Linked DNA regions of Homo sapiens: region 2 is linked to region 1. Evidence: chromatin loops called from intact Hi-C (ENCODE). Cell type or tissue: heart left ventricle. All regions are shown on one strand. Links, peaks and the distances in the headings refer to the core of each region. The heading gives the core; the rest is flanking DNA. Region 1 overlaps DTNA (dystrobrevin alpha). Region 2 overlaps DTNA (dystrobrevin alpha).

Region 1 (16,175 bases), core at 3,342-11,341:
ATGCACTAGGGAGCTGGGCCACAGCTATTTTCTGAATGAATGAATGAATAAATAAATAAATAAAGTGGATTTTCTGTTATTTATTTGTATTTATTCTCATTGCACAGAGAATTGTATAGATATATAGTACAGAATGAATGAAGTAAAAGTAATGCAGTTGCTACTTACTCACTTTTTTCAATGGCCAGGTATACTTCATCTATTTGAGTTTATGTTGGCCAGATGGGCACATAATTCAGGGTCAGTGAGTTCAAATTTCTAAAGGACAAGTAGGAGACAGTTCCTCATGGCTGCCAGCCCTATCGGTGCTCTTTCAGAATGTGGCCTCTGGCTTCTAGGATTCTGGCCACAGTTCAAGTTACTGCATAAGAAATAAGAAAGGTTCTGTGGAAAACTATGCCCAATAAAGCCTTGTGGAGCTTTCTTAGAACACTGAGGTAAAGGGAAAGCTTCTAAAGATTATGTGTAATGCTGGGCATCCAGTAGGTGCCCTACTCTATTCCATTCACTTAGCATTATTGAGAACCCAGTTTGAACAAGGTATTATGCAGAGTTGAGAGGAATGCAAAGATGAACAAGACATAGCCCATGCCCTCAAGATGCTAGCACGTAGTTCTGTGGTTTTTAAGTTTACCCCCACGTATCTTCTGGAGAAACTGATGAAAGCCATGGACCTATGTTTCAAAATATACATGACCCTGAGCATAAAATTTAGCTCATGATTTTATATTAAGTGGAATTTATAATTCCAATTATGGAATGATATAAAACATTCAGGAAAAAACTTGTTTATTAATAACTATGGAAAATATGTAGTGTCATAAATGGTCCAATAGATATGTGAAGTGCTCTGGGAGCAACAAAAGGGAGAAAGTAATCCTACCTGAGGGTATAAGAATGAGCATCCTCAGGGACATGGCATGTGAGTGGTACCTTGAGGGATGGTGATTGTAGGGCACACCTGGTGGAGGGAGCAGGCTAAGTAAAGGCACATACAAGAAAGCCAAGGGAATGTCCTGGAATTTATGAAGTCCAGTGTGGCTAGAGCATAGGACTCTTGGAAGAAGCTGGAGAATAGTGGGAGATGGGACTACAGACTAGTAGACTGAGGTCCAAACACTGATTTTCATGCTTAGCCTGTTGGGTTTTACTCAATAGGCAATGGAGAACGGCATGGCCAGAGCAGAACCTTATAATATTTCTTAGGATAGACAGAAAGAGACAGAAAGTGGAGGTGAGTAGGAGGCTTGCTTCTAAGTAGAAGGCTTTTACAAGCCTAGATTAGGGCACTAGAATGTAGGGAATGATAAGACCACATTAAAGATGTGAGCTCTAAAAGCCCTTTATAAAATGACTGTCCACAGGAGAAATAAGATACAAGATTTTCTTGCTTCTAAAGTGATTAATATTCTGAATAAAGTTAAACACTGGCAATGAGAAATTAGTTATCATTCAGATCTGTCTTTTCATTTACCTTCTCTTATTATTTTTGTAATCCTTGGTATAATACTTTAAAAATAATGGGCTTAATAAATCCTTGTTCAATTGAATGTTTTTAGATTTAATTTATAGTGTGACAGCTACTGAGTCAACAATTTTCATACCTCACTTTGAATAACGATTCTGGTCTGCAGACACAATTTAAGGAATACTGAATACCTTTTCCTAATAGGCAATGGATGTACTACCAGGGCCTGTGAAGATTGGCATGATATTCAATTTGATTTTACACCAAAAATATGTTGTAGACCTTTTCATGAAGGTTTATTACATCATCTTAACCAGGAAATTAAAGTGAAACTAAAATGTTATCTCTGTAAGACATGATGCTTCTCTCTAAGGATCCTTAGCAAAGAGAACTACCTTGGAGATAAAAGCATGCTTTCAGAGCCAGAAAGACGTTGAGATTGGAAGCATAAAAACGCCTAGTGAGCTACTCAGCTGTTGTTTGGGTTCACATTTTATAAAGGTATAGCTCATGCTCACTAATGGAAAACAAATCTGAAGATTGTGCCTTTAGTAACATTTTCTTTCTGATTTCAATGTTTGGTTAATGTGGGTGATGGCGGATAGCTTCAGTGTAATCACATAAAAATGTATCTATTGACCCTGGAAAAGCATACCATTTAATTGAGTCCTTCTTCCCTAAAAGATTTTTAAATACCATTTTCTCATGATAAGAGGCCTGAACAAGGGCATAAAAATAAATTATTTATTTTAGAGCTCTTAACAACTAGGTAATTTGCACCTGGCTTTCTTGGCCACAGTGCTCCCAGGAAATTCCTCTGAATCAAAGGAGCATCTCTATTCTTCCTGTCTCTTGTCTAACTCCATTCTTTAAGTTGTGCTCCATAGCAGTGGTTCTCAAACTTTATTGTCTAACAAAATCATCTAAGAAGCTGATTATACCTAGGGATGCCCTGGCCACACTCTAGACCTATGGATTCAAACTCGATAGTTTGAGACCCACTTATGGCTCTAAAGAACAGCCCGGGTTTCCACCACCATACCTCTTAGCTTTAGATGGGGCTCTGAATTAACTCACATAGTAGTCTGAAAATGAAATTAAACATTTAACTTTAGGAGATTCAAATCTTTAATAAAATATAAAAACAAAGATATTCCCTCATTGAAAAATTAAGAGTGTTATATACTGGGCAGTATAAATGAATAGTTATAGACCCTGCTTTCCTCTAAGCTCCAACACAAATTTCTCTGGTTCTAGGTCAATATAAAATCTAAATGCACCATCATCGTTCTTTGCTCTGTGCCATTGCTCACTGAACCCACTTCTTCCTGGAATATCCTTCCCTCCTTATCCCCATCTATGCACTTTCTGCTGTGTTTTAGGAATCAACTTGAGCCTTACCTCCTCTTCCAAATCTTTACATAGTTTCCAGCCCATAAAGCATTCCTGTATTTTGAGCTCCTGTAGCACTTTTCTTTTTAATCTGCACTGTGGATGTGGGCTTTGGATAACACAGTGTCTTGTGGTGATCTTCAGTTAGGTCATCTGAGTGTGTCTTTCCCCATGAGACTTACAATCTTTTTTGTAGTCAGGCTCTCATATTTTGTTAAATCACCAATAACATCAACCATAATGCATTGTAGAGCCTTAAAAATGCTGGTTGGATTTAATTTCTTTGAAACTATTATGGAATCTAGCTGCTTGTTCCATTTCCCAACTCTGTGTGTATATGCATATGGCAATCTTTCTCCATATGTTACAGCCTGCATGTATGATTGATGCATGGCAACTAGTGATACACTGAAATATTCTTTTTTTTTTTTTTTTGAGATGGAGTCTTGCTCTGTCGCCCAGGCTGGAGTGCAGTGGTGCGATCTTGGCCCGGTTTCACACCATTCTCCTGCCTCAGCCTCCCGAGTAGCTGGGACTATAGGCGCCCACCACCACGCCCAGCTAATTTTTGTATTTTTAGTAGAGACAGGGTTTCACCGTGTTAGCCAGGATGGTCTCAATCTCCTGACCTCATGATCCGCCCTCCTCAGCCTCCCAAAGTGCCAGGATTATAGGCGTGAGCCACCACACCGGCCCCTGAAATATTTGATTTGAAATTGAACTAAACTCGTAATCACTGTGATACAGTCTCTCATGGATTTATAACATCATTTCATCCACTAAAGGGAAAACAAACCTCAAGTTATAGAAGAAAGCTCATATTAAGGGACAAATATATTTATACCAGACAGAGTGAGGCAAAGAATTGAAAGAATTTTTGTGAGTGGAAAATTTTTATAATTCTACCTGAATATGAGAGTAAATTTTAATGCCTCTCTGTTTGCTCTCAAAAATAAGAATAATGCCTAAAATTTATATAGTACTTTATATTTTACTCTTTTCCCATGTACATTTTCACTGTTCCTCAGAACTCTATCAGAAAGGATATTATTATTCCCATTGTACAAATGAAGAAACACTTGAATCCCAGTGTCTCAGTTCATGTTTCTCTATAAGAGAATATAAATAGTATGTATATATAAATGTCAAATCCCATTGTATACCTCTGAATATATACAATTTTTATATGCCAATTGAATATTTTGAAATCTAAAAGGAGAGAAAATAGATTATTATTGCATGCTCAATGCACTTATTTAATATCTCTATCTCCTCCCTCTCCGACACACATGTAAGTTCTGTGTGATTAGGGACCTATTTTGTACACTCCAATTCTAGAAACCAGAACAGCACTGCAACACAATAAGGACTGAATAAACACTTATTGTATGAGAGAAGTTATAAGACTAAGATGGAAGACTACAAAATGCAGCCAGTGAGCAGCTTAGGGTAATGAGTCTCAGGAACCTAGTGTCACTCCTGACATTCTCAAGGGGCTAAGTTCCTCTCCCTACCTCCTCACACCCCAGTTCTGTGAAGCCTGGCCCACATGTGAGCTCCTTAAAAGCAATTTTTTCTTAAAGTCTACTTGGTGCTTAGAATACTGAATGAAACTTTCCATTTGAGAGTTGTCGTAGGAACAAGACAATGCTTATATGCGTGTTCATCTGTTCATTCTAAGGACATTGGAACTTTGTTTGATAACTAAAAGAATGAGTCTCCATAATTAACTTTTCTACAAGCTAGCAAATGTATTTTAAGAATCTGCTATATGAAAGAACATAATATGGCACTTCAAACCCGGTGTGTAAACTAATCAGAAATACTACCTGAACTTTGTTCTTGTACTCTGAAGAGTGTAATTGCAATGGAAATTCATGCCGGGAATATTGCACTGAAGGTCAGGAAATTTACATCTAGGGAGGGGAGAACTGAATGCATTTTCAGGAGAAACTATTTATCTTTGTTGCTATGGGGATTCCTGCATATATCTGCATATCTCAAAGAGGGGAAAACAAGTCATAACAGAAACCTCAGACACCAGTCACCCTCACTTTAAGCACGGAGGGCAGGGTGGAGATTGAGGGAGCATGCGCATGGATATACACACACACACACAAAACCACACACAACACTGTCTACGCACAAGAAGATATATGTATTCCCAATAGCAGATCAACAGATTATATCCAATTTCCAGCATAACTACAATTTCCTGTTCTCCTAATTAAAGCACATCATAATGCAATGAGTGACCTTCTTAGGGATTAAGCCTCAAACCCTTCTAAAATAATATGTATATATATCCTTATACAAATCACTGTTAAACTGCATAAATTAATTTATGGTAATCAGCTTCTTGCAATACACCTCACAACCTACGAAGACATTTCAGGCTGTCTTGATGCCAAAGGACTGAGAACTACTGACTTCAAGAAGCGCTTCTTATACTTAAATGTGAATACAAACTGCCTAGATATGTTGTTAAAATGCAGATTACGATTTTCTAGGTCTGTGTGGGAGCCTAAGAGATGCAGCATTTCTAAATAGCCTGTGTTTTGTTACTACAAGTGTGATGTTGGACCACCAGTATCACCAGGAATCCATTTTACATCCTTGCAGGTGATTCCATTGTGAAGCCACAGTTAAGGATCACTATTCCATAATGACTAAAGCTAAGTCACTATAATTGTCTACTGACCTTTCTCAGCTGCAAGCCCTTTGAAAACCTTCTAAAAGTTTATAATCAGTGGTTGTCAGAATCACCTGGAGAGTTTTGTCAAAACCCTTTTCCACTCTTTTATATTTTGGACTCAGGAGGTGGTAGAGTCTGGGTTTGAGAATTTTGAGATCATCAAATGCTTTAGAAAAAGAACATCATGCTTAGATTCAGAAACTTGGACCCAGCCTCAGGGATTCAAGAAAGGCTGGCCCTGGATAAATCATAAAATAGACTAAATCTTGAAGTTGTCTTTTTGATATTTTTCTCCCCCATATTTTATCTAACTTATATGATTCTACTATTTCTAATAAAGTTTATGACATCAGCCATCTCTATCTAGATATAACTAGGTTTGTCATTTTAGCACTTTTCCTACGGATGCTTGGATTTAAGTCATCTCTGTGAATGAAGGACTCCATCTCCCATTAAAATAGTGCAAGATGTCAGAAAACACATTAAAAATATCTCTTGAGATAAACAAACTCTCCTTTACCCATCTGCAACTCTCCCCCCAACACCCGAACCTAGCCCTTTTCTACCTGAGATTGCCTGGATTTATAGAAAACCATTGAAGCTTTGTCTATTTCCATTTATGTATGTAAAGACAAATCTTAGGTCTTAATAATTAATGCCTGAAATCAACACTATTATCGTTACTTTTAAGATTCCATGAAGAACTAAATATTAGGTTAAGAATGCATTTTGTCTATTCTCGATGTGGTTATTGTTAACTAAGGAATTTCGTTATGCAAACCGTTGCCTTTCCTAGTATATTAATGTAAAATATATGCAACTGTATAGATGAGGGAATTCCTCCTATCTCCTGTGCCTAGTAGCAGGTGCTCTATTAATGGACGACTGGTTTGATAGCTATTTAGTAAAATGCGCGCAGTGCCATCTAGTGGTTCATAGTCATTATTACACAACCTAAATGTCATCTAAAATGATTTAACTAGCACAGCAGTAAGCAACATATTTATACAACTGTCAGACTTTTAAAACAAACTTCTTAATAACTTCTTAATGAATCTCAACTTAGCATTTCTCAGTGTCACTATTTAAATAAACAAAAGGCTTATGTTACTTAAATTTCTCAATAACTAATGTATACTGAATGCTTATTATACAATGCTTATTATAAGCACTATGTGGAGTGCTTTATGTGAAGTATCTCATTTGACCCCCCCAAAACAACAATGTAGTAGAGAAAATAGTATTGTCCTCATTTTACAGGCGAGGAAACTGAAACCTAAGGAAGTTAAGTGACTTGCCCAAGGTCATAGGGACAGTCAGTAGGGGACCCCAGCCACTGCCCCGGTTCCTGCACCTTCTGCACTATGCTTACACCTCCCAAGGTAGTCGCCAATGAAATAAAGTTTCCATGAAACCTTTGTGAAAGATAGCCTCCTCACCAGGTTTCTAATGACCCGATATGGTAAAATCAACTTAAACTCCACTAACTCAAAATTTATGACAACAAAACTAAGTGTCTGCTTTTGTGGCTGCAATGCACTTTGTGATTCTTTTACTTCACCCACATAATACGTCATCAAGATTATGGGTTGATTAATTTATTGAAATTGGGATACTTGGCTAAAATTTAGTTTTGGACTCACAGATCTTATAAATTAGTAGTAGAATAGTATGGCTTTAGATCAGAGTGTATTTAGTTATTTTATCACAAATAGCTCATTTCTTGATCATCTATTATGTAAATACACGTTCTCTTTTAATCTCACTATAACTGCCTCTGGATGGCATTCGTTTCCTCATTTTAAAAAAGGAATAATACAATGTATAAACAAAATATTATTACATTTTATTTTTATTAATAAAATTTGCCCAGTTTTGCAGTTATTTCCAGAGCCAGGAATGAAACCTTAATCTCTGTGGCTGCAAAATCTGAATTCTTTCCACTATGCCACCACTGGAAAATAAGGGGTACAATGTGCGTGACTGCAGTTTTTTCTGCATAGTACCACCTTGTAGACAAAAATACCACCATCCCTTACTGGAACTAAAACAATATGCTCCAACTACTTCCCACTGTGTGCCTGTCCGTCTCCGCTCCTTTCTTCCCTTAAAGTCAGAAATGACATTTTTAAGCTGCATTCCTGATCATGTTGCTGTCCTACTTAAAACCCATGTCTTCATACTCAGCATAAAGAGCCAAATCCTTATTGTAGTTATGGTGCTCCTGCAACCTTATCTTGTTCTGGCCCAATCAAGACCATATCGTAATCCCATTTTATACCTAGCATGCTATATGTCACAGTATGTCACTATTTCTGATCACCCGTTTGTGTGATTGTGTGAGTCATGTCTGTATTCCCACCAGACTGTTAGCTCCCATAGGCAGGAACCACATCTATATTGTTTGTATTGAGTCCTCACAATCTACCATAGTGTTTGCATATAATTATGAAAACTAGTTTTACTTAAATCATTTTTAATTATCTATTCTCACAGTTAGCCAGAATTATTTTATTTTTCATGAAATATTTTTCTTTTACGTTCCTTATATTAGGACCTTCAATATGTAAGCACATAAATGCAGCATATTTATGTTTAATAACTTTCATATAATTTCTAGGTATTTGATTATAATAATAAACAACTATTGTCTCCTACATGACATGCCCTATTCCAAGTGTTTTACAGGCATTATTTTATTCAGCTGTCATAGTAATCATCCGAAAGTAGATGCTATTTTCAGTTCCACTTTTCTAACATGAAGATTCAGAGAAGTTAATTAGACTGACAGTATACCTAGGATTCAAACCAGTGTCTCTGTGATTCTTCATGACTATGCCTTATTGCATTTTAGAAAGCAAATGCATCCTTAGAAAACCCTGTTTCACTGTTGAGTCATTTCTTTGTCATTCTCTCATTTAGTCAAAAGACATTTACCAAGTTCCTATGTGTAAGGATGTGTAAGGCAGTGTGAGGGGCACTAGGGGTGTGAACAGTTATCACAATAGACACAGCCTTGTCCTGTGCCACATGCAACGCAGAATGGGAAACAGACAAACTGTTGGTCTACACAAGAGTGCCCACTACATGCTGTGATGGGGAAGGACAGAGCTCTAAGGTGGTGCATGCAAGGGGTATAAAACCCGGAGACAGGGTTTCTGATCCAGCCCAGAAAGATATCCTTGAGGAAGTAATGTTGACGCCAAGGTATAGTAGATGAGATGTAGATGAGAAGTACACAGGGGCTAGATGAAAAAAGAAAAGAAAGAAAAAAAACTTCAATCCTTGTTTAGATTTCAAATTAATGGGAAGTTATTAAAGGACTTTAAGCAGCATACTATATATATATATATATATTTTTTTTTTTTTTTTTTTTTTGAGACGGAGTCTCGCTCTGTTGCCCAGGTTGGAGTGCAGTGGCGCAATCTTGGCTCACTGCAAGCTCCGCCTCCCGGCTTCACGCCATTCTCCAAGCAGCATACAATTTTAAGCAGCATACAAGTGATATGTCAAATTACGGTTTAGAAATCACACTCTGGCTGCAGTGAGTAGAAAGGGAGTACAGAAAGAATGAAAAAAGAACTGACTCAGCCAAACAGTAAGCGTGATAGCATTGGGTAACGAAATTGGGTGGTGGCAATAAAGGTTCATGGAAATGGTGGGATTACAGTGATGTTTAGGAGATATACAGTCCATAGGACTAGGTCATTGATAGAACCCAGAAAGTAAATCTCCCTGGAGGGAGAATAGGCAGCGGGAGGATGGTGGCATTCACCAAGGAAGGGAATCCCAGAGCCGGCAAGGGGAGAGATGAGTATGGGCTGCTCACCCTGAGGCTGAAGTACCCAAAGAACCCTTACATGGGCATGCCTATGTGGGAACCCTTATGTGGGCCACTCCTGTGGTCACTCCCATGGGCCTGGATAATTCCACCACTGGGAATTCTAAAAGGGTTTCCTATTCCTTACAATGGCTCGTCAAGAGAAATTTAAGCATCCAGATTCCCTCCCTTTGCCAACAGCCATTTAGCTTTCTTGACATATACCCATCTCCCTCCCATGCTCAAGTTCCCAGTCCATGCTCCTCTCCCCAGATGTCTGTTCCACATCATCCACAACCAGGAACTAGGTGAGGATAGGTCACAGGGACCAAGCAGGACGACAGGCTGGATGTCATCAGCACTGCTTTCTTTGCATCCTGCACCCAGACACATCCTGATGACTAGATCCAGAAGATTCACAGATCAAATCTATAGGGAGTAATTAGAGGAATCCCAGCTCTTCCCAACTAGAATTTAAATAAATAAATAAATTTAGTTTATAAATGCCATTTCCCTGGGAGTGTTTTGCTTGCTAGATAGAAGAGTTGGATAAATAACACCAAGAAATACAAATAATTTCCTTGTTGATTAATTCTTGATATACAGAAAAGCTTGCAAATTTGAAATCACTTAAATCTGAATTTTTCCAAAACTAATAAATATTTATTTTAGTTGGTATGTGATTTGTACTCATCTGCTCCAAATCAGAGATATATTGCAATATATTTTTCTTTTGACATGACTCACATTATTTACTTGTTCATCTATAATGCATTGTCTGCTAGGTACCAGGAACTACCACTTTTTACTCTATGCATTTTTCCATTTTAGGAATGCCAGCCCCATTTCATAGATGAAGGAAGTGAGACTCTAAGTCTTAGAGGTCATGCACTTGTCGTAGAAGAGCCAGATTTGCAACCTAGGTCTTTGGACTCCAAGTCCAGTGCTCCTTGAGCACAGGTATCTTCCCTTCATAACATAAAACATTATTTTGAGTAATTGTTAAAATTAACAGCAAAAATCCAAGTAAAGGACACAGTAACGGTTCTATGTAACCTGTTGTTTTTTTTTTTTTAGTTTAAGGATTTGCATAATCTACTCATCTCTTGGATCTCAATGTGCACACAAAGTTAGTTATGAGAACCATACTTTAGGTTTTTGTTTTTCTTTATGCCTAATTTGAAAATAAGAATGTCTGAACAGATTGCTCTCTCTCTCTTAGGGTTCTGTGGTTACAGATCCTGCAGTTAAACCTAGCCTGGGAAAAGGGTCTGACTTCAAAAGACTGTTGGCTAGTTGGCTCATTTGTTATTATAATGGAAGAAATTGGTGACAAGTTCTCCTATACCAAAAGTCAGAAACCATAGATCTGTTCTGAAAAGCAAAAGTAAGAGAGAAGTCAAGAAAAAAGTCACATAGCTCAATTCATAGTAGAAGCTGATGTTAGTTTTGCTTATTAGGTATATAGCCAGGAGAGAGCAATGAGGTAGAAGACAAAAAAATAGGGAGCTGTTAGTGAAAAAATATATATACAGTGCATATTTCTCAAAAACGGAAACTGTTATATTTCATTGAGAATAAACAAAATATTTATTTGCAAATGCAAAAGCATAATGAAAAGTCAACCTTAAATGGTGAAGATGTGGAGGAACTGGAACTCTCGTACACTGCTGATGGGAATGTAAGATGGTTCAACTACTTTTGGAAAATACTTTGGAACTTTCTTTAAAAATTAAACATACACTTACTGTGAAACCCAGCCTTTTCATTTCTAAGTATTTACTTAATATTTTTAATGATTTTAATATTTTGAATCCCTCATTGTCTAAGAGAAATGGAAGCCACATATCTATACAAAGACTTGTACGTGATTGTTCATAGCAATTTTATTCATAAACAAAAACTGAAAAACAACCCAAATGTTCATCAACAAGTGAGTTGATAACCAAATTGTGATATATCCATATAATGGAATACTACTCAGCAATAAAAAAGAGAAAACTATTGATACTTTCAGCAATACATGTATGAATTTCAAAACAGTTAACACTAAGTAAAAGAATCCAGACCCAAAAAAGAGTGTTTACCATATACTTACAGTTATTAAGAACTGAAGTTTGCAACAGAAAGCAAATCAATAGTTGCCTGGAACAGGGAATGAGGATGGATTGCAGAGGAGCATGAGAAAACTTTTGAGGGTGAGGACGTGTTCTTTATCTTGGTCGTGATCATGGTTTCTGGGATCTCATAACAAGACCTCAGGGCAAATAGGGAAGAAAACAGAAACAGCTTTCTTGACTACCCTAGTGAAAGTAACCATGACTTAAATCAGCTGGTAATAATGTAGCCAAGAAACTTCTTGTTCTTGACCAGCCTAGTTCAGTGATGTGTGACTTAGTTCTGCTGCTGCTGCAGTGTATACATAACTTTTCCTTTTTACCTTGTCTTCCTGCCTACCTTAACTTTCTTTTTTTTTCTTGTTTCCAACAGCATACTACTAAAAAACACATAAATAAATGAAAACATTTTAAATACTCAAATATAATTTGGACATCCTTTCAAACACTAGAATTTAAATGTTGGCCTTTTCTTTTTGAGGGGGCAGGGTGTGCAATGGGGAAATAACTTTTAAACCGATAGACTTGGATCTGAATGCTAGTCTTGCCATTGACTCCTCTTCTACTTTTGCATTTGTCAGTTCAGTTTCCAGATCCTCAGTTATCTTATGTGTAACACAGGGATAATAGCTGTATTTCAAGAGTGATTGTGAAGATTGGAAATAACTATCTATTGTGGTGGTCAGTAAATCATTTGCTTGCTATTATGTAATGCACATCAAGTCTTAGAGATAATGCACAGCCTATGTTCATTTACTTATGTTGACCCCCTGCAACAGCTGCACACATGTGAGATACCTAGAAAAAAACAGGACAGAGGGTCATGTAAACTGATGTATTTGCCTTCCATTACTTTGGGCTGATGTGTTAACTCTGCTTTAATTGTAGTGCACCTGGTGGACATATGGAATGTCATAGAAGCATTGCGGGAAAATGCTCTGAACAACCTGGACCCAAACACTGAACTCAACGTGTCCCGCTTAGAGGCTGTGCTCTCCACTATTTTTTACCAGCTCAACAAACGGATGCCAACCACTCACCAAATCCATGTGGAGCAGTCCATCAGCCTCCTCCTTAACTTCCTGCTTGCAGCGTTTGATCCGTAAGCACCCTCTGAATGTCTGTTCCTCTCTACATGTTTGGCTTTCACTTCCTGTCTTACTTGGTCTTTTTCCCAAACAATTTTATATCTCTCTCTTTTTTTTTTTACTCTCTTTTTTCTTACAGTGGATGCTTATGTCAGTAAAGTCTCCATGTGTTTAATATAAATTTTAAATCCTGTGAAAAAGACTAGAGAGTAAAATGGTGCCAGAGGAACTTGAGGACAATTGTATTTTATGTGCTGACCTTTAGTTATCTCATCCCATGCTTCCTGGAAGCTGTGGATGCTTGAGAGGATTGCCTGTGGTGCGATTTAATGAAGCGTGAAGTGGGAGGATCTTTTTAACTCTCTTCTTTGCAAATTGTTTAAGACAGTGTTTCTGAGGTGTCCTAACAAGGCCCTACAGCAAACAAGAAAGAAATTGAAAAGGGTTTCTTGACTATCCCAGTCAAAGTAACTATGACTTGCGTTAAATGGACTGGTCAATTTAAGTGTTTCGATCATAAAATAAGGGGATGCTGTCCACAGACCACAACTGAAGCTCAGCTTCATTTTTGTATAATTTTCCCTTTTAGAATCAGAGAATTTCAGGGCTGGCTGAGATCTTAAAGGCTGTTCGTCCACATATCTCATTTTACAGATGAAGGAAATGAAGCACAAAGAAATTGTCACTTGTTTGGTGTCTCGCAGCATGTTAGTGGCCGAGTGGGGACTTAGGTGTTCAACAAAGGTTTCTTTACCAAGGTATATGTGGATTCCCCTGAATTACATTCTCAGCCTACAATTTCAAGAGGGCTTTTTGCCAATAGCCTCCAACCTGGACGTAGTACCACCCCCTCCACTTCCACTGCTTGTTTTGAATATTAAAAAGGAAAATTGCTAACCTGACCTTTCAGCAATCACATTTTGAGATTCTCAGAAGGTTTTACTTAGTCTCATTGTCTGGCCAATGCCTGGAAGTATTTACCCCCGCAGTGGAGATGTTCCAGCCAGGCTAATGTTATTTTGCAATTCACAAAAGCTACCAGCTGTCACTTTGCAACTTAGAGTGTTAACAGAATCGTTCCTGCTCAGTTTTTCCAGTGTGCATTATTGTCTTCGTGATATTTATATTTTGAGAAATTCTTCAGTTAAAATAAACAATTTTACAACTAGCATTCCAGGTTGGTAGAGTCTTTGCTTCGGCTGTGCACACTTCAGAACGAGATGTACAGCTCTAGCTTAATCACTATAGTAACTGGATGCTGGGGCAGGTAAAGAGGACTGTGGTTCCACATGACAGGCAGCAGAGGCAGCAGAATGGAACCTGGCCATGGCATTTCTGTAGTGGCATTTCTAACCTGGCCCTGTGACAAGAGTGTGGCAGCTTTCAGATTTGCCCCTAAAGATGTCAAGAGACTTATTTGTTAGAAATGTAACAATGGAAACTGCAAAAAGAGAAATATAATATCTCACTAAATCCTGGAGTACTGCTAGAGAACTCATAAAGAATCAAAGCCAAATAATCATTTGCACCCACTCCATAAATATAGACCAGAAACCAGACTAACAATAAGGAAGGGGGTATTTTGTGAGATATATAGGATTCACACAAATATAGTTAGATTTTTCACTTTTGGTCAGAAATATTTGCTAGATCACTTCTAAATATAGAGCTATGAACGGTCTCTAAATAGCTGCTGAAAATATAGCTGAATCATTTCAAGATTGATGAAAAGCTAAGTTTGACATCTATTCCAAGGTAAGGAACAATTCACAAAAAAGTTCAGAAGAAATCTTTATTTGGTGCCTATTCTTCGTATAGATAGGAAGCCTCCTGATGTGTACTTTCAATAATCTCACTGTAGTAGATTTATAAACACATCCACATAGACAAATTTCACTGCAAAGATTTATAAACATATCCATGTAGAGATCCTACTCTGCAGACACTTCTGCGTTTGCTCCTTCAGCGTAGCAAATGAGCATAGGCAGTCCTACTGACACTCAAATTTTCCATCTGATGGCATGGAATTTTGGATATGAAATGTAAGCCATCAGGAAGTACAGCTAACTGGATATGTAATTTAGAAGTGAATATAAGAAGAGAAACTTAAGAATAAAATAAATGTTCAAATTCTATTTCTTATAATAGTAAACTCCAATTTATCCAAATGAGACCCAGCGTGGAAATCTGATGCCACTTCCTACCACCTGTCCCACGACAGAGTCCAAGTGTTTAAGAGAACCGTCTGTATTTTGGCAGACATGAATGATCCTGATACTACTAAAAGAAAGATGTGCTGTTGCTATTACAGAATCACTGAAACATTTAGGAGATTTTTCTCCCATTTGTCGTATTTTAAATGGACATATAAATAAACAGGGAAAAAATCCAAAATAAAAATTAGAGATGCCTTAAGAACCTAGACTCTGAAGAAGAGTTGCTAAAAATAAATAAATAAAAAAGAAAGGCAGTATAGTGATTTAAACTCATGAAGAATAAGAACTTGGATTCAAAGAAACTTGGCCATTTTGTGGGGGAGGGGATGGTGCCTTAAAATTCACTAGACTCCCAGGTAGTTGAACTTCGTGAAGAAAGTGGTAACCTGAGATGAGGATTGATGCCTCCTTTACTGGGATGTACTTCTGAGAGCCAGACTTACCTTCGCACAGCCATAGCTCCCCAAGAATAGCATTCCCTCTCCCACCAAAAAAACATCCGGATCTCAATTTTCATACCAGGATGCTTACTGCAGACTGTAATCAGTTTCCTGGTTGCAAGATTTCTCTCTGCTCGTTGGCAAGTCAGCCTCTCAGAAGATATGATAACTACATCTGTAGATGATTTGTACAATGTTGGGGGTGGGCAGTGGACCCCAGTGGTTTATGCTCATGCTTGCCATTCTGTCCCTGAAGACACAGTTCCTTGAGTCCAGAAGATTTTTGTTTTTTGTGACATTCCTTTTAAAAATGGCTGTATTCCTGGGAGGGGGTCACCCAGGGAGCAGTTACCAACCAACTTCTAAGCAAATCTCTCCACGGCCAGAGGTTATCTTTTTTAAGGCGTCTAGTGGAATGGATGAGTGTGCCTGAGAAGGATGGGAAAAGAGATGTCAGAAATAAGACCAGGGGCTGAGAGGGAAGAAGATATGTGAGGGAGCAGCCAGAACTTGAGCCAGTCTCTTCCTCTTGTCCCTTTCCTCCGATCACCCCAGGAACTGGCCTCCCACCTCCCCTTCTTTGCTGCCAGGAGCCTTCCGCTCCTCTGTCTCCTCCAGAATCCCCCCAGCAAACTGGCAGCAGCTTCTTCTGTCACCTCTTGTCCATATTCTATTGAGGAGGGGGAAAACTCTTTGAAGTCTTCAAAGGACCTTTAATGTTGTTCTTATTATTTTGTAGGAAATAGAGAGTAACTCAAAAGAAAAATATTGCAGAAAGTTAAAAGATGAAAATAATTCTTAAAAGCCTATAATGTGCAGCCTTTTTGAGAGGTGCAGTCACAAACTCTGAGGTTCTGTGAAGCCTTTCGCCTGTCATGGTCAAGTTGATCACCTTTCCACAGGTCCACCTCTCCTTGCACCTGATTCTGCTATTGTCTT
Region 2 (16,175 bases), core at 3,615-11,614, 59 kb before region 1:
CCCCTTTCCTTATACTCCTTCCTAAAATGTTTAAAAAAAGTCCAAATTGCAACATTTATTACCTTTCTCATTTAAAATTGTATTAAAATAATCCTTTGGGTTTAAATATTATCTTCTGTTAGTAATGCTAAGATCTGAGATTCTTTTGATTAGGTTAAGGTTAGGCAGGAAAGGAATATTAAAATAAAGAAGAATGTCACTTGCTAGCTATTAAATATATTATAAGCTATAATCACAATTAAGTTGAACTATAATTTAAAAGGGTGTTAATATAGACAAACCCTGGAGTATAAACAAATACTTGCATAGGTATCAATATATGCTAGACAAGGCTGTGCATAGCAACAGGAAAGATTATTATTATTATGCAGTAAAATACTACTGGGAAGGAAAATATTTTCATTCATACTACAAAATGAATTCCAGGTAAATTAGAGTTAAATACTTACTATAAATCAAATTATAAGGATTAATAGAAAATATACAGGAATTTTAAAAGAGCTTTATTGTGATATAATTGATAATGAACTAAACTATTTAAATTGTACAAATTAATAGGTTTTGACATATATATATACATACACACACACACACACACACACACATATCCTAAGCCATCTTTAGAATCAAGATAGTGAACATATTCATCACCACCAAAAATTTCCTCAAGCTCCTTGGTAATGCCTCCCACCTGTCCCTCCCCCATCCCAAGCAACCACAAATGAATTTTCAGTCACTATAGATTAGTTTGCATTTTCTAGAGTTTATGTAAATGGAATCAGACAGTACATACTTTTTTGGTCTGGTTTCTTTCACTCAGTATAATTGTTTTGTGACTTATCTACATTGTGTGTATCAACAATGTGTTCATCTTTCTTACTTTATTTATTGTTTATCCATTCATCTTTGATTAACATTGAGGTTCTTTCTGGTTTTTGACTATTACGAATAAAGCTACTATGAACATTCATGTGAAAATGTTTCAACAGATACATATTTTCTTTCCTTTTGAGTAAATGTCTATGGGAATTTTAAATGATCCATGAAAGAAAAAGGACTTTATAAATATAAGAATTAAAAGTTCACCATGGAAAATCATTATATTTGACAACATTAACATTTTAAATTACTGCAACTCAAAAAAAAATGTTCTTAACCAAACTTCAGGTTAAATGATAGTCAAAGAAACTGTATAAGTAATAGCTAACAATGATAAGAACTTGCCATAAGCAAAGCATCGGCAACTCTGTCTGATCTATCAGTTGATCTTCACAACAGTCCTAAAAGGTTAAACACTATAGTGCCACATCCTGTGTACTTAACCACTGTTCAGTGGTGCCTCCCTGTGTGGAGAAGGAGTATATATTATACATAGACGGTATATTTGTCAAAAAAAGTTTAATATCCAATCGTAGGAAATTATGTGAAACATAATAGAAATAATTTATATATTGTATATCTCTGAAATAAATATGTGAGACCATATGTCAATAACCTAAATATAATTTGTGCAAAATATGTAGGAGAATACAAAGGCAATAAAATGGGCAAGGGACATAAGATGTTCACAACTAAAAAAAGTAAAAATAGGGCCAGGCACGGTGGCTCAGGCCTGTAATCCTAGCAATTTGGGAGGCCGAGGCAGGTAGATCACCTGATGTCAGGAGTTCGAGACCAGCCTGGCCAGCATGGCAAAACCCCATCTCCACCAAAAATACAAAAATTAGCCGGGCGTGGTGACGGGTGCCTGTAATCCCAGCTACTCAGGAGGCTGAGACAGGAGAATTACTTGAACCCAGGAGGCAGAGGTTGCAGTGAGCCAAGATCGTGCCACTGCACTCCAGCCTAGGCAACAAGAGCGAGATTCTGTCTCAAAAAAAAAGAAAAGAAAGAAAGAAAAAAAAACTATGAAAAATATTAAACTTCACTCTTAATCAAATACATTCAAAATAAAATCAAACTGTGACACCTATCAAATGAGTGAATATTCTTAGATATGTTATTGTCAGTTTTTATTGCTTTATTTTAATAGTAGTAATATGTAATGTTAGTGAAGTTGAAAGCCATTCTCACACTTTATTGGTGGTGAAATATAAATTAATACAATCATTCTGGAAAGCAATTTGGCATATCAGTATGTATCAATGACTTGACAATAATTATGCCCTTTGATAAAAGATTTTATTTTTGAAATCACCTGAAGCAATAACCTTAAATGGATACAAAGAGTTATGTACAGAATGTCTTTTATAGTGTGATATAATGTCTTATAACAGGAAAATGAATAGCTAAAGTCATTTCATAGCTAAAAAATCCTATGCAGCTACTAAAGCGGTGTTTACTAAGCATTATCATAAACTGTTGGTAGAAGTGAGAATTACTACAAATTTATTGAACAGCAGTTTGATAATTTTTAATGTTTTTAATTTATAAAGAAAACAGGTTTATTTGGCTCGCAGTTCTGCAGGTTGTACACAAAGCATAATGCCAGCATCTGCTCCTGGCAAGGGCCTCAGGAAGCTTGTAATAATGGTACAAGGTGAAAGGGAAATAGCATATCACATGGCAAGAGAGGGGAGAGGTGCCAGGCTCTTTTAAACCAGCTCTTGGTGTGAATTGATACAGTGAGAACTCTCTCATTACAGTGAAGACAACACCAAGCCATTCATGACAGATCTATCCCTAAACACTTCCCACTAGGCCCACCTCCAACATTGGAGGTCACATTTCAGCATAAGATTTGGAGGGGTCAGATCCTAGGCAAAAAGAACAAAGCTGGAGGCATAACACTACCTGACTTCAAACTATACTATAAGGCTACAGTAAACAAAACAGCATGGTACTGGTACCAAAACAGATATATAGATCAATGGAACAGAACATTGATCAGAAATAACACCTCAGAAATAATACCACACATCTACAACCATCGGATATTTGATAAACATGACAAAAACAAGCAATGGGGAAAGGATTCCCTATTTAATAAATGGTGCTGGAAAAACTGGCTAGTCATATGCAGAAAACTGAAACTGGACCCTTTCTTTACACCTTATACAAAAATTAACTCAAGATGGATTAAAGACTTAAACCTAAGACCTAAAGCCATAAAAACCCTAGAAGAAAACCTAGGCAATACCATTCAGGAGATAGGCATGGGCAAAGACTTCATGACTAAAACACCAAAAGCAATGACAACAAAAGGCAAAATAGACAAATGGGATCTAATTAAACTAAAGTGCTTCTGCACAGTAAAAGAAACTATCAACAGAGTGAACAGGCAACCTACAGAATAGGAGAAAATTTTTGCAATCTATCCATCTGACAAAGGGCTAATATCTAGAATCTACAAAGAACTTAAACAAATTTACAAGAAAAAAAAAAAACAACCCCATCAAAAAGTGGGCAAAGGATATGAACAGACACTTCTCAAAAGAAGACATTTATGCAGCCAGCAAACTTATGAAAAAAAGCTCATCATCACTGGTCATTAGAGAAATGCAAATCAAAACCACAATACGATACTATCTCACACCAGTTAGAATGGCGATCATTAAAAAGTCAGGAAAAAACAGATGCTGGAGAGAATGTGGAGAAATAGGAACACTTTTACACTGTTGGTGGGACTGTAAATTAGTTCAGCCATTGTGGAAGACAGTGTGGCGATTCCTCAAGGATCTAGAACTGGAAATACCCTTTGACCCAACAATCCCATTACTGGGTATATACCCAAAGGATTATAAATCATTCTACTATAAAGACACATGCACACGTGTGTTTATTGCAGCACTGTTCACAATAGCAAAGTCTTGGAACCAACCCAAATGTCCATCGATGATAGACTGGATTAAGAAAATGTGGCACATATACACCATGGAATACTATGCAGCCATAAAAAAGGATGAGTTCATATCCTTTTCGGGGACATGTATGAAACTGGAAATCATCATTCTCAGCAACGTAACAGAAGAAGAGAAAACCAAACACTGCATGTTCTCACTCATAAGTGGTAGTTGAACAATGAGAACACATGGACACAGGGAGGGAACGTCACACACCAGAGCCTGTCGGGGAGTGGGGGGCTGGAGGAGGGATAGCATTAGGAGAAATACCTAATGTAAATGACGAGTTCATAGGTGCAGCAAACCCACATGGCACATGTATACCTATGTAACAAACCTGCACATTGTGCACATATACCCCAGAACTTAAAGTATAATAATTTAAAAAAAAATAAAAAGAAAGATTTGGAGGGATCAGAATATCCAAATCTATCATTCTTCCCCTGGTCCCCCGAATTTCATGTCTTTCTCACATTGCAAAATACAGTCATCTCTTCCTCATAGCCTCCAAGTCTTACCTCATTCCAGCATCACTCAAAAGTCCAAAGTCTCTTCTGAGACTCAAGGCAAGTCCTTCCACCTATGAGCCTGTAAGATAAAAATCAAGTTATTTGCTTCCAACGACAGTAATACTACAGGCATTGAGTAAACATTCCAAAAGGGAAAAATCAGCCTGAGGAAAGGAGTAAGAGGCCCCATGCAAGTCTGAAACCCAGCAGGGCTGACCTTAAACCTTAGTGCTCCAAAATAATCCTTCACTCCTTGTCCTGAAACCAGAGCACACTGGTGCAAGGGATGGACTCCCAACACTTAGGGCATCTCCACCTCCATGGCTATGCAGACTGCCACCGAGTGGCTGCTCTCCTGGATTGGAGTTGAGTGCCTGTGGCTTTCCAGGCTCAGGATGCAAGCTGCCAGTGGCTCTACCATTTTCCCAACTGAAGGACAGCAACCCCCTTCTCACAGCTCCACTAGGTAGTGCCCTGGTGAGGACGCTGTGTGGGGCTCCAACCCCACATTTCCCCTTAGCACTGCCCTAGGAAAGTATCTTTGTGGAGGCTCCACCCTGCGGCAAGCACCAAGGCTTTCCTCTGATACATCCTCTGGAATCTAGGTGGAAGCTGCCAAGCCTCCTTCACTTGTGCATTCTGTGTGCCTGCAGGCTCAACACAACGTAGAAGCCCCCAAGGCTTGCAGTTTGCACTCTCAGAAGCGGCAGCCTGAGCTGTACCTGAAGCCCTTTAAGCAAAGGCTGGAGCCCTAGCAGCTGGGATGCTGGGAGCAGTTTTCTGAGGCTTCACAGGGCAGCAGGGTCCTGGGCCTGGCCCCAAAACCCATTCTTTCCTACTGTGATCCTGGGCTGGTGATGGGAGGACTGTCCTGAAGCCTTCTGAAATGCTTTTAAGGCCTTTTTCCCATTGTCTTGGCTTGATAATATTTTTAATTTCCTTAAAATACTTATGACCATTGACTAGTAATTTTACTTTTAGGAATGTCTAAAATGGAAATATTTTTGGCCCAGAATTTATAAACAAGGATACTGATCCCAGTATTATAATATCCTTGTGAATCAAGGATATTGATTCACAGTATTGTGAAAACAAATTTTCACTGTAAAACAAACTAAATGCCCAACAATGAAGAACAAGTTAAATAAATTATGGAACATCTGCATGATGGAAACCATTTAAAATGTCCTTTTTTTTTCTTTGAGAGAGACAGTTTTGCTTTTGTCACCCAGGCTGGAGTCCAGTGCCTCAATCTTGGCTCACTGCAACCTCCACCTCCCAGGTTCAAGCGATTCTCCTGCCTCAGCCTCCGAAGTAGTTGGGATTACAGGAAAGTGCCACCTTCCCTGGCTAATTTTTGTATTGTTAGTAGAGACAGGGTTTCACCATGTTGGTCAGGCTAGTGTCAAAGTCCTGGCCTCAAGTGATCCACCCACCTTGGCCTCCCAATATGCTGGGATTACAGGTGTGAGCCACTGCACTCAGCGCCTAAAATGTCTTATAAAAGTGTTTTGTGAAAGAGGATATGTTTTTTATAAAATGCCATCTACTATCTAATCCTAATATTAAGAGGGAGGGGGGGAAAAGGCAAAAAATGATAGAAATAAAGCAAGGTATCCTTAATGACTGTCCATGGGTAATAGATTAATTTTCCTATCTTTACTTTCCTATGTTTTCTGAATTTTCTTCAGCAGATACGTATTACTTTCGCAATGTTGTGATATTAAGTTAAAAGTGAGAATTTGAAATTGCATACTCAATGTGAATGCAGCTACGTATAGAAGAAGCAAGAAGACTATCAGCTGCAATGTTAATAGTATGGTTTTTATCTTCTTTTGTATAATTATTGGAGTTTTTCTATATGTTAAGAAATCAGGACAAAAATGATTTTGACAAAGAAAGGACAAAAAACAAGGCCCACTTCTTAGTTTATGAAAAGCAGTATAGGAGAACAGAAGGGAATTATAATAGGCTCCTCCTGCTGCAGGTTTGAGAAATATCACTTCAACTAGTTTAAAAAATTTAAAAAAATAAAATAAATAATTTTTCATGCAGAAATATTTTACATGAAAAGTAAAATTTCCCCACCTAAAATTTCTATTCTCATCCCAGGATAAAACTGTTGAGGGCTTTATATATTTCCTTCCAGTACTTTTTTCAAAGAATATTATAAAATAAAGTATTTTTCTCAAAAAAAAATAAAAAGGAGGAATCAGCTTATGTAAATAACAAGGACTTGGGTACAGTTGGCTGCAGACTCATTTAGATCCAGAGGCCCAAAGGGCATCCCCAAGTTCTCTTCCCTGTTTCAAGGCTTTGCTTGTTTCTGCTTAGCTTTCTTCAGTGATTCCTACTCAAACACAAAACCAAACCTTATGCCTCTCACTAGCTCCTGGAAAGAGGCTTCCCAAACAGCAGGTAAGATGGCTGCCAGTAGCCCCCAAATCACACCCCACCAGCTTCACTTTCTGAGCAGGAGATTTTTCTTAATAATTCAAAGATCCCAGCAAGTAAGTGAGAAAGCCTGGCTTGGGGTGTGTGTACAGCCCTGAATGGTCACCATGGCCAAGTGGGTGGGGTATTCTGACACCCGGGGTCCCTTCAGTTGTGCACCTCTATGTCTGAAGGAAAACACAGGCAGCCCCACCACAATTACCTGGAAGAGAGTCCCAGAGAAGTCACAAGAAAAAAAAGAGGAAAGGGAATATTGAAAAGAGAGTATGATGTCAATGTCAATGGCAGGAACTCATAGGTATAATACCAAATGTCTTACAAAATCATCTTATTCAGTCAGTCCTCGTGGAATTATATAAGGAAAATTATTATGTGCACTTTCAAATAAGGAAATGGAGGGTAAGAAAAACAAGTTATTTGCTCAAGTACATGCAGGTAGTACCTGGCAGCAAGGAGATTTGAACTCAAGTGTGTCTAATGTCATTGCCAAACCTCCCCTCTAAAATGTTTTGTCTTCCTTGAGTTCTTATGGCTGCTTTACCTGCAATCAAGAGACAGAGAGAGACATTCTGTGTTTCTGTGTGTGAGAAATGGCACAGGGGCAACTAGAAGTTTTAATACCTTCCTGTAGGTGGCAGGTTGCTGCTCTCTCCTTCAGAACCCCGCTCTGAGGAAAGCTAAGGAAGAGAACAGGACGTCTGAGTGTGTGACTGAGGTAAAATGTTGTATATTTTTCACACTTTAAAATCAGATGTAGGATTCAAATAAACTAAAATAATTTAACACTCAAATTTTTAAAACTTCTGAAGGAGGCTGGGCACATTCCATATTGGGCATTCAAAGAGTATTTTCCACAGCATACGAGGCACTCTCAAAGATACAAAAGTAAACACACTCTAAATTAGGACACAAAGAAAAGATGGAAGATGGGAAATTCAAGGTGGAAAGACATAAATGGCAACCAGAAATAATAGTCATTGTAGATCTGGCAGTTCCCCAACCAAAGCAGACAATCTGAAAGAAACCTAAGGTTATTTATACCTGCTGAGGATTTACTCTACCCAGTGATTAAACCTCCAGGACACACTAGATAAGTCTAGAAGAGCTTTAAGACTTCAAGATTTGTGTTTTCTTAACCTTGCTGTTTCTTGTCCTTGGTTCTGCATGAAAAAACTCATCTCTCCACAGTTCCAAGGAATAATTCCAAAAATAAATGTAGGCATTTGCTTGAACCAGGACATTGTGTCCCCAGTTTTCTTTCCGAAGCCTACAGGATGTACGAGTTGCTCTTGAAGCCTGTCTGCAGCACAACAAATCCAAGTTCTGCATTTGCTCCCCAGCTGAGTGACTGCACTGGGCAAAGCTGCACTTAACAGATAATACCCATGGGGGAACTGCTGGGTGAGGAATTTGTAGTGAAAAGCACTGACAACAGCTTGAGATTTATTTAGCACAATTTATTTAGTTCTTCATTCAGAAGAAGTAAAATTCCATGCATGAGGTAATGTATGCAAAAGTGCTTTAAACTTGAAGTGTTAAAGCAGTACACAGTTGTTGGGGGCTCTGATGTGAGAATGGCCAGCCTGTTCTCTGGTTAGTCTGGAGCTAATTCCTTCAAGAATCACAGGTCAGAAGTGTTGCATTGTGGCCCCTTGTTCAGTCTTGGCAAAAACTGAGGGAACATGGCAAAGTGGGAAGAATATAGACCTTGGAGTCAGATTTGGGTTCAAATATAGTAATTTTCATGGCTCTGGGACCTCTCTGTGTCCATATGTCCTCATTTGGATAACCCAGTTGTCAGCTGGGACTTCCTAGCCCCTTGAGGGCTCACATAAAGTTGGCTCAAACCAATTCGAACCCTTTTCACCACCTTTGGGAATACTGGAGTTACTGTCCCCTAACCTGTTATTCCTCTCACCCTAATATCTATGCACATTGTGTTCTCTTTTCCCCCTTTATCAAATTGCAAGTGAAACTCTGTCCCCTCACTGGTGACCACCAAAGAGCTCACTCATGTTGGTGTGTCCAGTAACTTCACTGAAGGTTTGGGGTTGGCAAGGACTGGTGTGGGGAGGCTCACAGCCTTTGATGTCTCTCCAGAAACCTCTATCTGCTTTTTTCACCCTTCACATATGCCTCCAGATAGTTTCCTAGGAACACAAATATTTTCCCTCTTACTATGCAGAGAAATTTAGCTCTCTTCTGTTCTTGTTCCAAGTTTTCATACTCAAATGCATCAAGATGCCCAGAACAAAGGGTCTTCCAATGGCCTCCTCTGAAAGCAAAGCTATAAATAGAAAAAAAGGGTTATCTGTTATCTTTTGAAAATGGTGATAATTTCTACCTTGCTATTTTTCAAGATTTGTGGCCGGGCGCGGTGGCTCACGCCTGTAATCCCAGCACTTTGGGAGGCCGAGGCGGGTGGATCATGAGGTCAGGAGATCGAGACCATCCTGGCTAACAAGGTGAAACCCCGTCTCTATTAAAAATACAAAAAATTAGCCGGGCGCGGTGGCGGGCGCCTGTAGTCCCAGCTACTCGGGAGGCTGAGGCAGGAGAATGGCGTGAACCCGGGAAGCGGAGCTTGCAGTGAGCCGAGATTGCGCCACTGCAGTCCGCAGTCCAGCCTGGGCGACAGAGCGAGACTCCGTCTCAAAAAAAAAAAAAAGATTTGTGCGAATTTTAGATAAAAGGGATATACAATACTTTGCACAAAGTACAGCACATAGCAAGTGCATAATGAAGAAATGATGATGATGATGATTCTGTATTGGGTAGCCAGTGTTTGCAGTAACTGTACTTCTTTGAGTATCACTTATCACAATTATAATTAATTATTTGTGTAATCATCTCTTAATGTATGTCTCCCTGAAGTTCCCTGATGGCAGAAACTGTTTCTGTCTTGTTTACCTGTGTGTCACCAGTGCCTTGTACAGTGCCTGGCCCACATATTTAACTCTTTATTGTATTAATGAATAGATAAATGGTCAAATGGAGAGTGTTAAATGTGGAGAGTTTTTCTTTCTTTACAGTTTTAACTTTATAGGGGAAAGAAGTGACAGGGCAGGTGAGGGATGGTGAAAACTCTGAAGATGTTGGAACATTGTCAGCTGTCTAAGTGTTTGGGAAAGATTAGCAGAGACTCCATTTCTTTATTCACTCATTCTTTCTGTGCATTTTCTACTCTCACCACCAAATCAGTCTCCTCCCTATCCAAGTTCCATTTATTAGTATCCCTGAAGCTGAAAAGAAAAGAGAATATTTATTTGCCTGTTTCCACACTGTCTCACTAACACCATGATCATTACATTTTCAGACTAGTCCAGTGAAACCTACCTTACCCATAATTTATTTGAAGTAGTTTATTTTTCCCCCTAATTTTCTTCATGGCAGGTATTTTGTTTTTCAGCTAACTTGTTGGATTGCCTACTAATCTAACTTTAGTGTTATAGCTTTTTCTGAAGAGGACAATGTGCTCTGTGCTGTAATGAAGCTTGTAAATTAACTCTAGGAATATAACTCATTCTTATACAGCAGAGTCACCTGTATATGCCAAGACAGCGTGATCCAAAGCAAAGACACTGGATTTGCAGTCACCTTCCTCTGCGATCCTCCTTTACTTATCTAAAATGAGAAGCCTGGGCTAAAGAAACAAATGTCAAACAGTAGCAAAGGATGCAACCTGGACTGAGCTGGGTTCTATTCTCCTTCCCTGTGAGAGCACCTCCCTGCTTACGTTTTAGAAGCTTGGCTCAGGTTATGGAATTCATTTGAATTTTTAAAAATCCATGGCAAAAATAAAAATCAGCAAGCTGGAAAAGACATTCTTCTATAATCCCAAGCAAAGAAAATTAAATCACACAACAAATATTTTCTAAGTCTAAAGTGCTATGTTAGTAGGAATATTAGATAAAGCACATGAGGCTCAGTTAAATTTCAATTTCAGATAAATGGTGAGTATTTTTTAGTGTAAGTGAGTCCTATTCAACATTTGCGATATACCTGTTGTTGGGGTTCTGACAGCTGCTAAGTATGTCTATGCCAATTATGCATTCTGGCACTGGGGAAATGACCACAGGATGAGTCCGGGGATCCTCTGGACTCACTGTAAGTCAGACCTGAGATAAAACTCCATTAATTACCTGACCTCCATAAGTCCCTATTTTAACTGGAGGACCACAGTGACGTTTTGGGTCCCCTGCAATCAATGTCAGCTCAGAGCCAATGTCCAGTAGTCCCCGAAATATCTGATCACTTCCCTTTCCCCAGTGCACAGTTACCCTGGTTAAAGGCTGGAGGTCTCCTTGGGGAAGAATGGGAGAAAGATTCACTGCATAAATTGTCAGTAATGTAGTGGGGTCTTTCCTCAAAAGGAGCCAGCCTCCCCTTCATTCGAAGGCTTCTGGGTCTGCAAACTGGCTCAAGTCTGGAAATTGATTGAGGGGCTGTGATTCTCTGGTTTTATAATTCAAATTAGTCTTCTGTCCATTCGACCTAGAAGTTTTCTTCTTGTATAAATTAAGTAGGAATGCAGTAGGCTTCCTATCAGTTTCACTTCTAGGAACACCGTGATTAATTAGCCAATGCCAGAGTGCTACACAAGTCAGATTATTCTGATTGCAGGTCTGCTTCTGCTGTCCATTATGGTAGCTATGCCCACCGTGCCTTTGATGGTTGAGTGCCAACTTGGACCCTGCCACCTTGGGATCCAATTATTCCCACTGTATTTAAATTTTATAATTGAGTGACTGCGGTTACCACCATTAGATCTGACATACAGAGAAGAGCAATTACAGAGCTCTTCAAAGATGCAGGTGCTGCCCTCACAAATCTATTTCACAAGGCATTGGTCAAGGGTATATCTTCTGGACCCTCCCAGCTGTGATGAGTAGGTCTAAAGTGACTAATCCACTCCACCATCCCAATCTCCCTAAGCCTTTGGATCCCTTCCTTTATGTTAAACCAAGGGAGATCAGGCATTTCCAGCTCACTCACAGTGGGCCTCTTTTAATCCATATTTCAGCTAACCAAGCAAATAAACTATTAGAATATTTTTTAACTCCCTGAGCTGCAACATTAAAGGCAGAGTTTCTACTTAGTGGGACCAAATTAATAAATTCAGCCTGATCCAACTCTATGTTCCTTCTATCATTATCCCACACCTTTAAAATCCATTCCCATGCCTGTTCTCCAGATTTTTGTTTATATAAATTGAAGAACTCAAGCAGTTCTTTTCAAGTGTAGAGCACCTCCTCATGGGTCACACTCTCAACCTCACCTCTAGGGGCTGCTGGGATTTTAGTCTAGTTATAGGTCTAGAAGCAAACAGAGGTATTGAGGGTGGCTCCTCAGGAGAATCAACATTATCTTGCTTGACAACTGCCTCAGGAGAGTCACTGTTGCCTCAGGCAGTGCAGGGTTTATCTCTTCAGACAAAGGTCGAAAGGCTGATGGCAGTATGGGTCAGGGAGGGGATGTTGACTCTACTGGGGATGGGAAAGCTCTTTCTTCTGGCAAAAAAAAGGTTCATCAGAGTTTACAAACTCAGTGTCCTCAGTTTCATCAGAATCTTCCCACACATCCCCATTCCAAGTTGCAGGGTCCCATTCTTTTCCAATCAATGCCCTCACTTTAACAGTAGTCACCTGGCGAGGCTGTGCATGCATCTTTCATTGCAGGTCAGCCACTTGCATGATAAGAGCTTGTCTGTTTTTCCACAATTTCAGCTCTTTCTCTACAGGAGATAAGACTCTCATTCAGGGCAATCTTAGCAGATTTGAGGCTCAGTGTCTGCTTCTGAAGCTGGGAGACAGAATCCCCCAGTTCATCATTTTCTTTCAACACTTTGTCCACTGAAGTTAGAAGTAACCAACCAGCTTCATTATGTTCCTTTATTCTCCATATATGGTCAAAGGTATTATGTATAGAGTCACCAAACTCCTTGCCTCTCAGGAGCAGTGAATCAGAAGTGTCAAATGCATTTATTTTGCATAACTCTCTAAACAGTTCACACCAAGGACTATCAGTGTTCTCCATACTATTAGAAGTAGAGTCCTTAGCATTTTGTGGTCTAATCATATTAAGCAGCCAACTCCAGAAGCCTCAAAACCAACGAAAGAACTCCATTCTTAATATTCTGTTCCTCTAGAACCACTCCTGTTACCAAAATCTGTATTAGTCAGGGTTGTCTAGAAGGACAGAACTAATAGAACATATATATACACACACATACACATATATATATACACACACACACACTCACATATATATACATGTGTAAGGAGAGCCAGTCCAAGTCCCAAAACTGAAGAACATGGAGTCCGATGTTTGAGAGCAGGAAGCATCCAGCACAGGAGAAAGATGTAGGCCAGGAGGCTAGGACAGTCTCTCCTTTTCACGTTTTTCTGCCTGCTTGTATTTGCTGGCAGCTGATTAGATTGTACCTACCAGATTAAGAGTGGATCTGCCTTCCCCAGCCCACTGACTCAAACGTTATTTTGGCAGCACCCTTGCAGACACAATCAGGATCAATAGTTTGTATCCTTCAATCCAATCAAGTTGACACTCAGTATTAACCATCACACCTATACTAAAAAACTGTTTGCCAAGTGTGGCAACCTTATATGCCAGGCTCTTAGGGACTAAAGGATGTGCATTATAAACCAAGAAGAGCACGAAGACATTTTTTAATGGATTCTTTTGCTGTTGATTTTCTTTTATTATTATTATTACCATTAGTTCATGTGGCTCTTTGCAGTTCATTGCATTATTTCATTGCCTGGCCTCATGTTGCAACACATTATCATTCTGTGGACCAGCCAGAAGAGGCAGCTTTCCCTGGACCTAACATTTTTATTTTCATTTTTAGTTCTGGGGTACATGTGCAGGATGTACAGGTTTGTTACATAGGTAAACATGTGCCATTGTGGTTTGCTACACCTATCAACTCATTACCCAGGTATTAAGCCCAGCATGCATTAGCTACTTTTCCTAATGCTGTCCCTCCGCCAACCTAACTGTTAAGGTGTACTCTTCACATAAGGTGGCTAAAACAGTGCATGAGAAGCTAGCCATTTCCTCACCTTCATCTCCTTTTGTTATCTCACACAGGATCCTCACCCAACTCACCCCCAGAGACACCACTTCTTTTGACTTTACTACTTTTGGAATTTATTTCTCATTCAAAAATTGAAGCCAATAGTGTTCGAAATGCATAAAATATACCTAGAGGACGTCTATACCATGAAGTTGGAAATTCTAGTTCAATGCCCTCCACGTGAAGAGCTCTCACAAACACTAATGACTGAGTACTGTAGTTTGTAGCTGCACCTTCAGATTAGCTAACACTGATAAGTATTATAAAGGAGAGCAATACCACATTAAACTCTGAAATGTTACTTTCCCTAATGAGTACTCACACACTACACATATGTATGCGTGCACTATTTGTCATTTGTTTCCATTTTTTAGAGATTTCATTTCTAAAAGCTGTAGGAGAATCTTTTCAAATGAATTATATATGAACCATAATTAATATGAATAAATCCGCTCATGCAAAACATTTCAGGATGTACATTTCCCATTTATATTATCACCAAAGGAGGAATTTCATTATTTTTCATACAGCTATTTTGTCATGGATCTTAAAATGGAGTCACAGATAAGAAGAAAAAATGGAAGATTGTACAGACAGAATCAAATTCCAGGTTCTAAAACTAGTAGGGTGGACAGCGAAGATAAAGTCAACTTTATAAAGATAAAAATCTCAGTATTCTGAAATTTAAGGCCTCATTTAAATGCCTTGAACTTCTTAGGATTAAAAGACATTTGCCCAGTGTGTTCTTGGGATATTCAAAATTGTGCATTAAAATAAACGTGATATTATGAACCTCCAAAAAGTGTTCATAGTACATTTTGGCCAAAAACTGTGTGAATCAACCAAGTCATTTGAGCATAGGTCCTGTTTAAAAGTAATGATGCAAAATTCAGTAATGAATTTTGAAAACCTAAAAATAGTCTGTCTTGTTCTAGAAATGACAAAACCTGGGGGATAACTTTGTTCTCATTCTTCATATAATTTGATCTTCCTGCTTTGCCACAGGGCATCAGTTTTGTGAGAAAGGCACATAGTGCAGGCAACATTTCTCACTTGGTATGGCTTGGGAAGAATGGGCTTCCTTCAAAACCAGGGAGTAGTGAAAGTTCATTTGTATTCATTTTTAAACAGATGTATAGTGAAAGTATTAGTATTCTAAGGATATTTGGATTCTTTGAAAATATTCAGTTATCCAAAATTAATAATTTGGGGCTTAACTGAAACAGAACGGTATATTTTATACATAAAAGGCTATCTTAATCATCAAAGGAAGAACTAGCTAATATGTATTAAGGAAATTGAGGCAAGCTGTACCTATGAAGGCTGTTATCTAAGTTCAAATCCACAAACAACATATAGTTTAAATTGTGAAATGATATATGTGTACAAAATTACTTTGTAAAGTGATTGTGAAGCCTCACCTAAGCGAAATAGTAATTATTTCTTCTAAAGACGGTCTGGTTCTTGCCACATTTTTCTGTCTCTTAGAAATATATTTGAAGCCATAAGGCTACAAATGAAAGAGTTCTCTCCTTTTCTTTCTAAGTAGTTCACTTAGCTCCAGCTGAATCATCTGTATAGTGTCCTCCCTCTTATGATGCATACAACCAAGGGATGCTTAGAGAAAGGGAGCCTCCCAATTCTTGGGAATAGGCCTCGATGTGTGAATTCTCACTTCCAGCCCTTCCAGGTCAAATCTTCCAAGTCTTTAGTCGCTCTCCCTCTCCGATTCATCCTGTGTGTTTACCGTTGGATTCATATTCTGTAATTACTGCTTGCATTGTTTAAGTCCTGTGCATAGGAGTCTTCGCAGAACTCTTTGTTTCCTCCACTATGAAGTATAAGCCACGTGACCCGGCTGTAGTCAGTGTAGTGCTCCCTAACTTCACTCATTTTAGGCACAAGTGGCACTAATGAACATCACAGAGACACGCCTTCATGAAACCGACAGTCCTATGAATAAAACAGACACCAACAAAAACAATTTCATGAAGATTTTATGACAATTGCAAAAACTGTTAGACAATTATGGGTATATTAGAGTATATACTAGAGTATATTAGAGAAATTCGGAAAAGCTGCCCTGTGGTAGACATGCCTATTGGAACTAGCCAGGTTTGGGGCTGAGAGGGGTTAGGATATCTATGAAGAGAAAAAGAGAATATTCCAAGCAATGGGATCAGCAGAAGCAAAGGCCCTGAGGCACATATGAGTGAACACAGAGACATGGGCCTGGGGGCCAGGTGGCTTGGACATACAAAGCCACTTTAAAGA

The links. Hi-C counts contacts between places; a loop is a spot of excess contacts. Peaks named below come from ENCODE experiments on the same cell type or tissue, not always from the same donor. Only the 100,000 strongest peaks of a DNase experiment are listed, where the experiment ranks them.
Region 2: it touches region 1 in a loop (2.0-fold over the local background); 19 of 110 quality-filtered maps call a loop at or near these places.

Annotation. Positions count from the first base shown.
Region 1 is chr18:34,781,657-34,797,831 of GRCh38, forward strand. DTNA (dystrobrevin alpha) reads left to right here. Exons shown (of 23, transcript NM_001386795.1): 4 at 12,381-12,594. Among named protein-coding and RNA genes, the nearest start is that of DTNA-AS1, 22 kb to the left of the region's middle. In heart left ventricle, for the core only: a CTCF peak has its summit at 6,485 (motif pointing left); no DNase peak of the experiment used is centred there.
Region 2 is chr18:34,722,027-34,738,201 of GRCh38, forward strand. All of the region lies in intron 1 of DTNA (dystrobrevin alpha), which reads left to right. It overlaps DTNA-AS1 (DTNA antisense RNA 1), which reads right to left. Exons shown (of 5, transcript NR_199046.1): 5 at 14,367-15,854. Among named protein-coding and RNA genes, the nearest start is that of DTNA, 20 kb to the left of the region's middle. In heart left ventricle, for the core only: a CTCF peak has its summit at 7,433 (motif pointing right); no DNase peak of the experiment used is centred there; H3K27ac peaks cover 2,223 bases.